Regions from separate parts of the Homo sapiens genome. Here region 1 is linked to region 2. The links are chromatin contacts, found by Hi-C or POLR2A ChIA-PET in ENCODE. All regions are on one chromosome and are shown on one strand. Each heading gives the region's core, a stretch centred on a gene start or an enhancer-like site at or near the end of the contact. The rest is flanking DNA. Distances are from core to core; before and after follow the strand shown.

Evidence for each region. A loop is a pair of places that touch in the nucleus more often than their neighbours do. ChIA-PET counts read pairs that join two places held with the same protein, here RNA polymerase II (POLR2A).
Region 1: a map of PC-3 shows a loop between it and region 2 (5-fold over the local background). The contact joins two enhancer-like sites. A Hi-C loop is called at or near these places in 1 of 168 maps with a recorded cell type or tissue (PC-3). POLR2A ChIA-PET finds 5 or more read pairs at or near these places in 4 of 52 experiments (Caco-2, HEK293, MCF 10A and 1 more).

The regions. Positions count from the first base shown.
Region 1 is chr21:29,256,040-29,260,543 of GRCh38, reverse strand. The region is part of intron 1 of LINC00189 (long intergenic non-protein coding RNA 189); the gene reads right to left. Among named protein-coding and RNA genes, the nearest start is that of BACH1, 41 kb to the left of the region's middle. Within about 2 kb of position 1,408, at least 4 of the 41 ENCODE cell types and tissues checked have a DNase peak (open chromatin) inside an H3K27ac peak, as active enhancers do.
Region 2 is chr21:29,162,177-29,166,607 of GRCh38, reverse strand. The region is part of intron 4 of MAP3K7CL (MAP3K7 C-terminal like); the gene reads right to left. Among named protein-coding and RNA genes, the nearest start is that of LINC00189, 29 kb to the left of the region's middle. RefSeq lists a silencer at 1,946-2,240. Within about 2 kb of position 2,972, at least 11 of the 41 ENCODE cell types and tissues checked have a DNase peak (open chromatin) inside an H3K27ac peak, as active enhancers do.

The DNA.
Region 1 (4,504 bases), core at 159-2,658, 96 kb before region 2:
AGCACAAAATCAGTCTAGGGACATTAGAGAAGGCTTCCAGAAAGAAGTCATGCTTAAGTTGGGTCTTGCTATGGTTGGAATATTTACCCCCTCCAAAACTCATGTTGAAATGTAATTGCCATTTTAGCAGTATTAAGAGGGGGACCATTAAAAGGTGATTAGGCATGAGAGCTCTACCCTAATGAATGGATTAATGAGTGTCATATTGCTGGAGTGTGATCATTATAGAATGGTGAGTTCAGGTCTCTCTCTCTCTCTCTCTCTCTCCCTGGGCCTCACTATTGTGAAGACACAGCAAGAAGACCTTCAATCAGATGCAAGCACTTGATCTTGGACTTCCCAGCCTCCAGATATGTAAGAAATAAATTTCTGTTCATTTAAACATTATCCCATCTATGGTATTCTGTTAGAGCAGCACAAAACAAAGGTCCTAAACAATGAGTGGGAATTAAACAGGCCAAAAGTAGCTACAGGGTGAAGATGAGCTTCCCAAGGCAGAGAGAGTAACAAGTGCAGAGGGTAGGAGGGGAGAAAGAGGAAAACATTCTTCAGGTAACTCTTAAGTCAGCATTATGGCCAGGCATAGAATGGGGTGGGAGCTCATGAGATGGGCTGGAGAGACAGGTAGGGGCCAGATCATGCTTCCCTGAGTCTGATGACCCTATTGAAAGATACTAAGCAGATATGATCAGGTTTTCTCTTCAGAAGACGACTTGTCTGCCTTCAGTGTGTGGAAGATGGGAAGGTGAGCAAATCCAGGACCAGGAAGACTAGACAGGAGGCTGATCTGGTAACTGGAGCAAGAGATTACACTGATCTGGACTGAGCTGACCATCCCCTGAGCAGTGAAGCTAGCCAGATGATGCAGATTATTATCTTAAATATATAAGATATAAAGCTGTGATGCACAAAAATAATGATGCACAAATACTATATGTCTGATGAAATATATATTATATGTAAATAATATATATATTTGTATATACAAAAGATATATATGGAAGATATCTTCTTAAATACTTTGGAGAGGTTTTGGAAAAAAGATATACAAGCTGCCGGTAGGTATTTTTCAAAATATATACAAAACACTCAAGAGAGAAGCAGCCAAAAACAAAAGGCATTTAAGAATGAAAAATAAAAAAGAGGATACATCAAGAAGAAATCCTCAAGAATTCACTAAATTGTAGTTTACTGTAAATAATCATGTCCCAGAGGAAATTTCAAGGGATAATATTTTCCTGCTAGAGATAAAGGGAAGGAAATCCTAACAAAAACAAACCAGAAAGGATTGCACAATTTTCTATAATAAAACAAAGAGAGCTGACTGATGCGAGGTATGCAACAGGCAAAAGGCACGTAGGCACAGCCTCCAGAAATTGGAAGAACAGGATGAGCACGTGCCAGGAGGCTGCACCCAAATTCCAATCTCCTGTTCCATGAATTTTCTTCCCCTTCCCTTGGCTCATTCCAACAGAAAGAAATCACAATTCCTGCAATCGATAACAAGTCCTAGGTTTCTCCCATTCTCTATCATCTATGTATCTTCTTGCCCCTTCTCTCCTAAACTTTTGGAATTGTATTTTAAATATTCACTAAACATATTGATTTGGGGTGTCCCATGTTTGTGAGTACCATTGCACAGCATCACTTTATGTATAACTGATCAAATTACCTCAAAACAGGACTAGCTCTTAGCATTTTTCCTGTGTGATTCATACTCAGCCTCACTTGAATGTCTCAGGGTTAGTAAAATAATTGTGGCTGCAATAGGCAAAGAAGGACTAACATTTAATGGATTTCTCTTGTGAACTAGGCTCCAAGACAGACGCTTATCATGTTTGATCATATTGTATTAAGTCTCATATCCTATAAAGGAGGTGGTATTATTTTCATTTTACAGGTAAAGGCACTATTTTGTTGGCGGGGGGAGGTGGAGTCTCACTCTGTTGCCCAGGCTGGAGTGCAATGGCACACTCTCAGCTCACTGCAACCTTCGCCCCCGAGTTCAAGAGAATCTCCTGCCTCAGCCTCCCAGGTAACTGGGACTACAGGCGCATGCCACCATGCCCGGCCAATTTTTGTATTTTTAGTAGAGAAGGGGTTTCACCATGTTGGCCAGGCTGATCTTGAACTCCTGACCTCAAGTGATCTGCCTGCCTTGGCCTCCCAAAGTGTTGGGATTACAGGCGTAAGACACCGCACCTGGCCAAAGAGCACTATTTAGAAAGTTTCCTGAAAGTACTTAGATTTTTAGCATCTGTCAGGATTAGAGCTTCTGTCTGACTCCAAAGTCTATACTTTTTCTACTATGCCACATTCTAAAGTTCTTTAGTCTAATGTCCTTGGAAAAAAGAATGATATTTTCCTCCTTCATACTTCATAAGGACGTTGTGAGGATTAAAGAGGAGTTTAAAATAAATTTACCCCAAGAAAAGTGGCAAAATAGGAAACATGAAGGTCACTTCCTTGGAAAATTCCAGCAACTCTGACTTTTGTCCACTTTACAATTTAAGTAACAAGGTATTTTTAAAAACTTGATTTGAGAATTACATGTTAACATTCTTGAACAAAGAGGCAGGTGGTATAGAGAAATGACAATGGGTTCCGAGGTCAGACAGAAATCCTGCAGTCCTGACTTCACCACTCAGGCAAGTTACGCAACCTCCCAGACTATCAGTGTCCTGCTCTGAAAGAGACAGGTAATAGAAGTTGCTTTATATAAATGTTATGAAGATTAAATAATAAAGGTAAAAGGCCTACCATAGCACCCAGGACATTATAGGTATTCATTAATTATGCACATAAGTTAAATCACTGGGTTTTTAAAAACCACAGATGATTTTCGTGGTAGCTGTATTAGTCAGGGTTCTCTAGAGGGACAGAACTAATAGGAGATATATATATATATGTATATATATATATGGAAGTTTATATATATATTATATAATATATAACAAATGTCACCAAGTATATTGTGATCTAACCTTAGAAGTCACACAGTATCACTTCTGTGGTTCTCTGATGATTAAAGCAGCCCCAAATTCACCCAGACTCAAGGAGAGAAAACCTAAACTACCTATCAATGGTAAAAGAGTCTCAGATAATTTGCAAGTACCTAAGTAGGTCCAAGCTAATACCTAGAGCGAAAAGTTAGAAAATCTGACCAAGATGTTGGTAAGAGTGAATATACCCAGCAAGAAAGGAGATGGTAATTATAGTGCAGTTGGGGAGAAAGAAGTCATTGAAACAGAAGTTTTCTGTTTATGCCATATCATGTTGAGAATTCTCAATAAACCATTTACAACAATTTACCATATGCAAGAAGAAGCCAGAGTCTGTGCACTTATGTGAAAGCCAAAACCAAAAATTTTATCATTCAAAAGTGACCTGTTGGTCACATCCTTGCCTCTTTGCTTAAGATTCTAATTTCTTTTGTACATGTAATAAGTAAAAATATTTTGAACTTGGTATCTTTTCTAAATAGAAGGCATATATATATGGTAAGGATTTTTATTGGCTAATCTCTTTACAAATCTTGTCAGTACCTAATCCTACAAACATGCCATGATGTGTTAGCATAATTAGCCCCATTTCACAGATTTTTAACAAGGAGATTTAGGAAAGTATCTAACTCACCGAAGATCACAAAATGAACTTATGCAACACTCATATGTTAGCATATGGCTCAAGGCTGCTAAGGCAAATGCTGCTTAGAGAGCAATAGTTACTTCCTGAAATAATATATCTTGTTAAATATAATTTCAAAGCGTCCTTTGTCACTAGAATGGATAGGGAAGCTAAGTGATTGGATGCCCTCCCCTACAGCTGGTAGCTCCAATGTGCTGAACTTTTTATTTTCCTAGAGCGATGATGACTGTGAATCATATGAGCTCTTGCTTTGAAAATAGTCCACAGACAATGGGAGCAGATGGGCTTTTTGGCAGCAGTACCCCTCTTTTCCATCTGCCACAGGTGAGTAGTAGGCCACTTTCTTACATAAGCCCCAATGGCTACTTCAAGTACTAGCAGATTACAAACATCATAGCCAACTTAGGACAGCATAAGATATACATTTAAAGGAGGACAACAGTTCTTGGAGTTAGAGGAATTGACACATAGTAGAAAACGGTAGCCAGTTCCAGTGTCATAAATTGTGCCAAGTTTTTATCATTGCATATTATCTAGGAAGTGAGTGGCGAACCTTTCCTTCAGAAAAGTAAACATTACAGATGACATAGTCAGATTTTGAAGTATTGTGGTAGCAGAAAACGGTGTAGTACAAAAAAAGGAGGAACCTGAAAAAAACACTGAATCAAAGAGCTAATAGGCCAAACCAATTTCAGCCAAGTGTGTGGGAAAATCTACAACCCGTAGGCAAGTGAATGTGAACTCCCCCTAAACACCAAGCCCCAGTGCAGGATAAAGTAGGCAATTTTAACTACATGCCATGCAGTATATGCAAACAGTAGGTTGAGGACAAGAGTTGGGGAGAGGAGAAGGAGGA
Region 2 (4,431 bases), core at 1,723-4,222:
GACAGAAAGTAGATTATTGGTTGCCAAAGTCCAGAAGTCAAGGGTCAGTGGGGCGTAACTGCCAAAGAGTGCCAGATTTATTTCTGGGGTGAAGGAAATGTGAAGTTGGTGATGGTTGCACAACTCTGTGAATATACTGAAAACCACCGAATTGCAATAGCCAGGGTATAGGATCAACCTACGTGTCCAAGTGTCCATCAGCAGAAGAATAGATTTTTTAATGTGATATATCTATACAATGGAATACTACTCAGCCATTTTAAAAAATGAAATCCTGTCATTTGCAACAACATGGATGAACCTGGAGGACATGATGTTAAATGAAATAAGTGAGGCACAGAAGGACAAAGACCACACAATCACGCTCCTATGTGGAATCTAAAAAAGTTGATCTCATTGATGTAGAGAGTAGAATAGTGATTACCAGAGGTTGGGGAGGGTGGTAGGAAGAGGGGTATGGGGAGGGGTTATTCAGTGAGTACATAGTTACAGTTAGACAGGAGGAATAACTTCTGGTGTTCTCCTGCACAGTAGGGTGACTGTAGTTAACAATGATGTACACTTCAAAATAGCTAAAAGAGAGGATTTTGAATGTTCTCACCACAAAGATATGACAAATGTTTGAGGAGATGAATACGCTAATTACACTGATTTGATCATTACACAATGTGTCCATGTATGAAAACATTACACTAGACCCCATAACTAAGTACAATTACTACATGTCAATTAAAAACAAATAAAACTGGCCAGGCGCATGGCTCATGCCTGTAATCCCAGCACTTTAGCAGCCCGATCACTTGAGGCCAGGAGTTTGAGACCAGCCTGGCCAACATGGTGAAACCCTGACTCTACTAAAAATATAACAATTAGCCCAGAGTGGTGGCACACACCTGTAATCCCAGCTACTCGGGGAGCTGAGGTAGGAGGATCGCTTGAACCTGGGAGGCAGAGGTTGCAGTGAGCCAAGATCGCACTGCTGCACTGCAGCCTGGGAGACTGAGCAAGACTGTCTCAGAAAAATAAAATAAAATAAAATTGTTTATAAAAATATATATAACATGAGGATGCAAAGACATAAGGATAATACAATGGACTTTGGGGACTCGGGAAAGGGTGGGAGAGGAGTGAGGAATAAAAGAATATACATTGTGTACAGTGTACCCTGCTTGGGTGACAGGTGTACCAAAATCTCAGAAATCATCACTAAAGAACTTATTCATGTAACCAAGCACCACCTGTGCCCCAAAAACATATTGAAATTAAAAAATAAAAATTAAAATGAATAAATAAAACATTCTTCAATCTGACTTTTCTAAGAGTCTGTCTATTTTTCTGACATTTCAGTTAATCTTCTAAACACCAAAGTACCCAATACAATATTTCATACCAAAAAAATAAATAAGTGGTTTCTCTACTGGATGAGATAAAATGCTTTATCTGGAACAAAGCAAACTTTACAGTTGATTGTAGCTTAATAATATACTTTTAAAAATTTCTGTCAAACAATTTGGTAATAGATTTCATTTTTTTATTTTATTTTTTCTAAATTTGGTGATAGATTTCAAAAGCCATAAAATGTCTATATCTCATTTCAATGACTTTCATATTACATACACAAAAAGCTAGGTATGTTGTAGAAAAATGCTTATAATATTTACGGAAAAAATCATGTTATACATTCCACGTTACTGTATATGCAATTATATTAAAATGTCTATTCACATGCAAAAGGCCTAGAAAGAATTAGATAAAAATGATAGCAGGAGTTCTTTAAAGATATCAGAATTCTTGGTAATTTTTCAAAGCTTTCAAGAAAGTCCTTCCCACCTTTTTCACACGGAGAAGAAAAAAAAAATCAGTAAAAATATAACAAACCTCTCGTACATCATTGGTCATAAGCCAGAAGCGATTCTTTAAATTGGATTCAGCCAATGCTGAGTTTATAATCCTAGAAAATGTTTGACTCTCTTTCTCCATCCAACAGATATGATTTAAAATAACAGTTTCAGCAACTCTTCTCATCACGCCTCTTAAGACAAATTCTCCCAAACTTGATCCAGGGAGACCTCCTCTGGAGATGAGAGAGAAGTTCAGTTTGGAGTTCAAACCTTAAGCAGTGTCTGAACGACTCCAATAAAGAAAAACTGTCTTTTAAAATACCTTAGTTAGCGTCTCTCTTTGCATCTAGCTTACGCCAGCCAAGCTAGAGGCAACATAATCAGCTACACTTTATGAAATAATGAGAAAGAAATTCTCAACAGAATCATCAAAAAATGGAGAGCTAACTACTTGGGTCAAATTCACTTGGCCCAATATATCTTGCTTGAAAATAAAGACTGTTTGGGAAAAGACATGTTGCAAAATGAATTTCCACTTCAGTAAAGTCTTAATGAAAATAACGATCATTAACAATCCTTGGAAAACCAAGCTCATGTATTTATAAATATAAGATATTACCATATTTCCCAATTTAACAATGTATCCTAGCAGTTTGTTTTTTTTTTTTAAATGGAGTCTCGCACTGTCACCCGGGCTGGAGTGCAATGGTGTGATCTAGGCTCACTGCAACCTCCACCTCCCGAGTTCGAGCAATTTTCCTCCTAGCAGTCCTTTATTGCTGATATTGACTCTGTAATACCAGCACTTTGGGCGGCTGACGTGGAAGGATTGCTGTAGGTCAGGAGTTTGAGACCAGCCTGGGCAACATAGCAAGATGCCATCTCTTTAAAAAAATTTTTTTAATTAACTGGGCATGCTGGCATGCACCTGTCGTCCCAGCTATTCAAGAGGCTGAGGTGGGAGAGTTGCTTGAGCTCAGGGGGTTGAGGCTGCAGTGAGCTATGATTGCATCACTGCACTCCAGCCTGGGTGACAGGGCAAGACTTTGTCTCAAAAAAAAAAAAAAAAAAAAGGAAGAAAGGGGCCTGTTAGGCCAAGAGCTTGGTGTGAACAGGGGCTCAGTGACTGGAGGACCCACCTCCTGCCCCGGGAGAAGTGAGGAGGCCAATGTAGCTGAAGTTGAGGGATGAGATTGGAAGTTCTACAGAGGTTCCAAGGCATCCCCAGGGAGGTCTTGAAATCTATGCCAAGAACTGGCTGTCATTTTCTAGCAACAAGAAACCCTAGGCAGGGAAACTAGTTACAATATTGCATCAACCAAGATCTCAAGTAATAAGTCCCAAGCCCAAATGGTAGAAGTGAGAATGAAGAAAAAGGAACTTGAGACTTTACGAAAAAGAAAATATATATATAATGAAAGAATTTGGCCTTGGCCCTACATCTAGCCAATTATTTAGGGAGACACTTCAAGTACTTTGGGGAAGGAAACAAGATGAGTTCTGCAGAAACACACACAGGCATATAAGTAATTAAGGAGGGGGTCCGGCCCACTTGTATGTGGTCTGGAAGGTTGTATAAAATACCTCCACTAGCCTGCTAGCCATGTTACTTCTAGAAGTTGACTTTTCCTTTTTTTATTTTTTATTTTTATTTTTTTGAGACAGTCTCACTCCGTCACCCAGGCTGGAATGCAGTGGCGTGATCTTGGCTCACTGCAACCTCCGCCTACTGGGTTCAAGCAATTCTCATGACTCAGCCTCTTGAGTAGCTGCGATTACAGGCACGTGCTATCTACCACACCCGACTAATTTTTTTGTATTTTTAGTAGAGACAGGGCTTTGCCATGTTGGCCAGGCTAGTCTCAAACTCCTGACCTCAGGTGATCCGCCTGCCTTTCCTCCCAAAGTGCTGGGATTACAGGTGTGAGCCTCTGCGCCTGGCCCCTTTTTTCATTTTAATATTGTTGTAGTGGTACCCAGAGTTATCATTGCTTTCAATGTAAACAGTAAGGATATGTTTCAAACATTAGATAGGAGTCACTCTCATGTCATTATCCTACCATATCATTTTTTTTTTTTTTTTGAGACAGAGTTTTGCTCTTGTTGCCCAGGCTGGAGTGCAATGGCACGATCTCAGCTCCCTGTAACCTTCACCTCCTGGGTTCAAGCGATTCTCCTGCCTCAGCCTCCCGAGTAGCTGGGATTACATGCGCCCACCACTACACCAGGCTAATTTTTGTATTTTTTAGTAGAGACAGGGTTTTGCCATGTTGGCCAGGCTGGTCTCGAACTCCTGACCTCAGGTGATCTGCCTGCCTCGGCCTCCCAAAGTGCTGAAATTACAGGTGTGAGACACTGCGTCTGGCCCCTACCATATTTTTTTTAATGCAACATAAAAAAAACTTACAGAACATGTAATTTAGGGGATGAGTATTGCATTTCCAAAAAAAAAAAAGCTACACATAAATTTAATTTAAATAACAAAGTCCTCCAGTACCTTCAGTCTGAAGAGTTTATAAATAGAGACATAATTACTGAGGATTTTTCTATCATACCACCACACTTCACACACACACACCAGAAGATACAT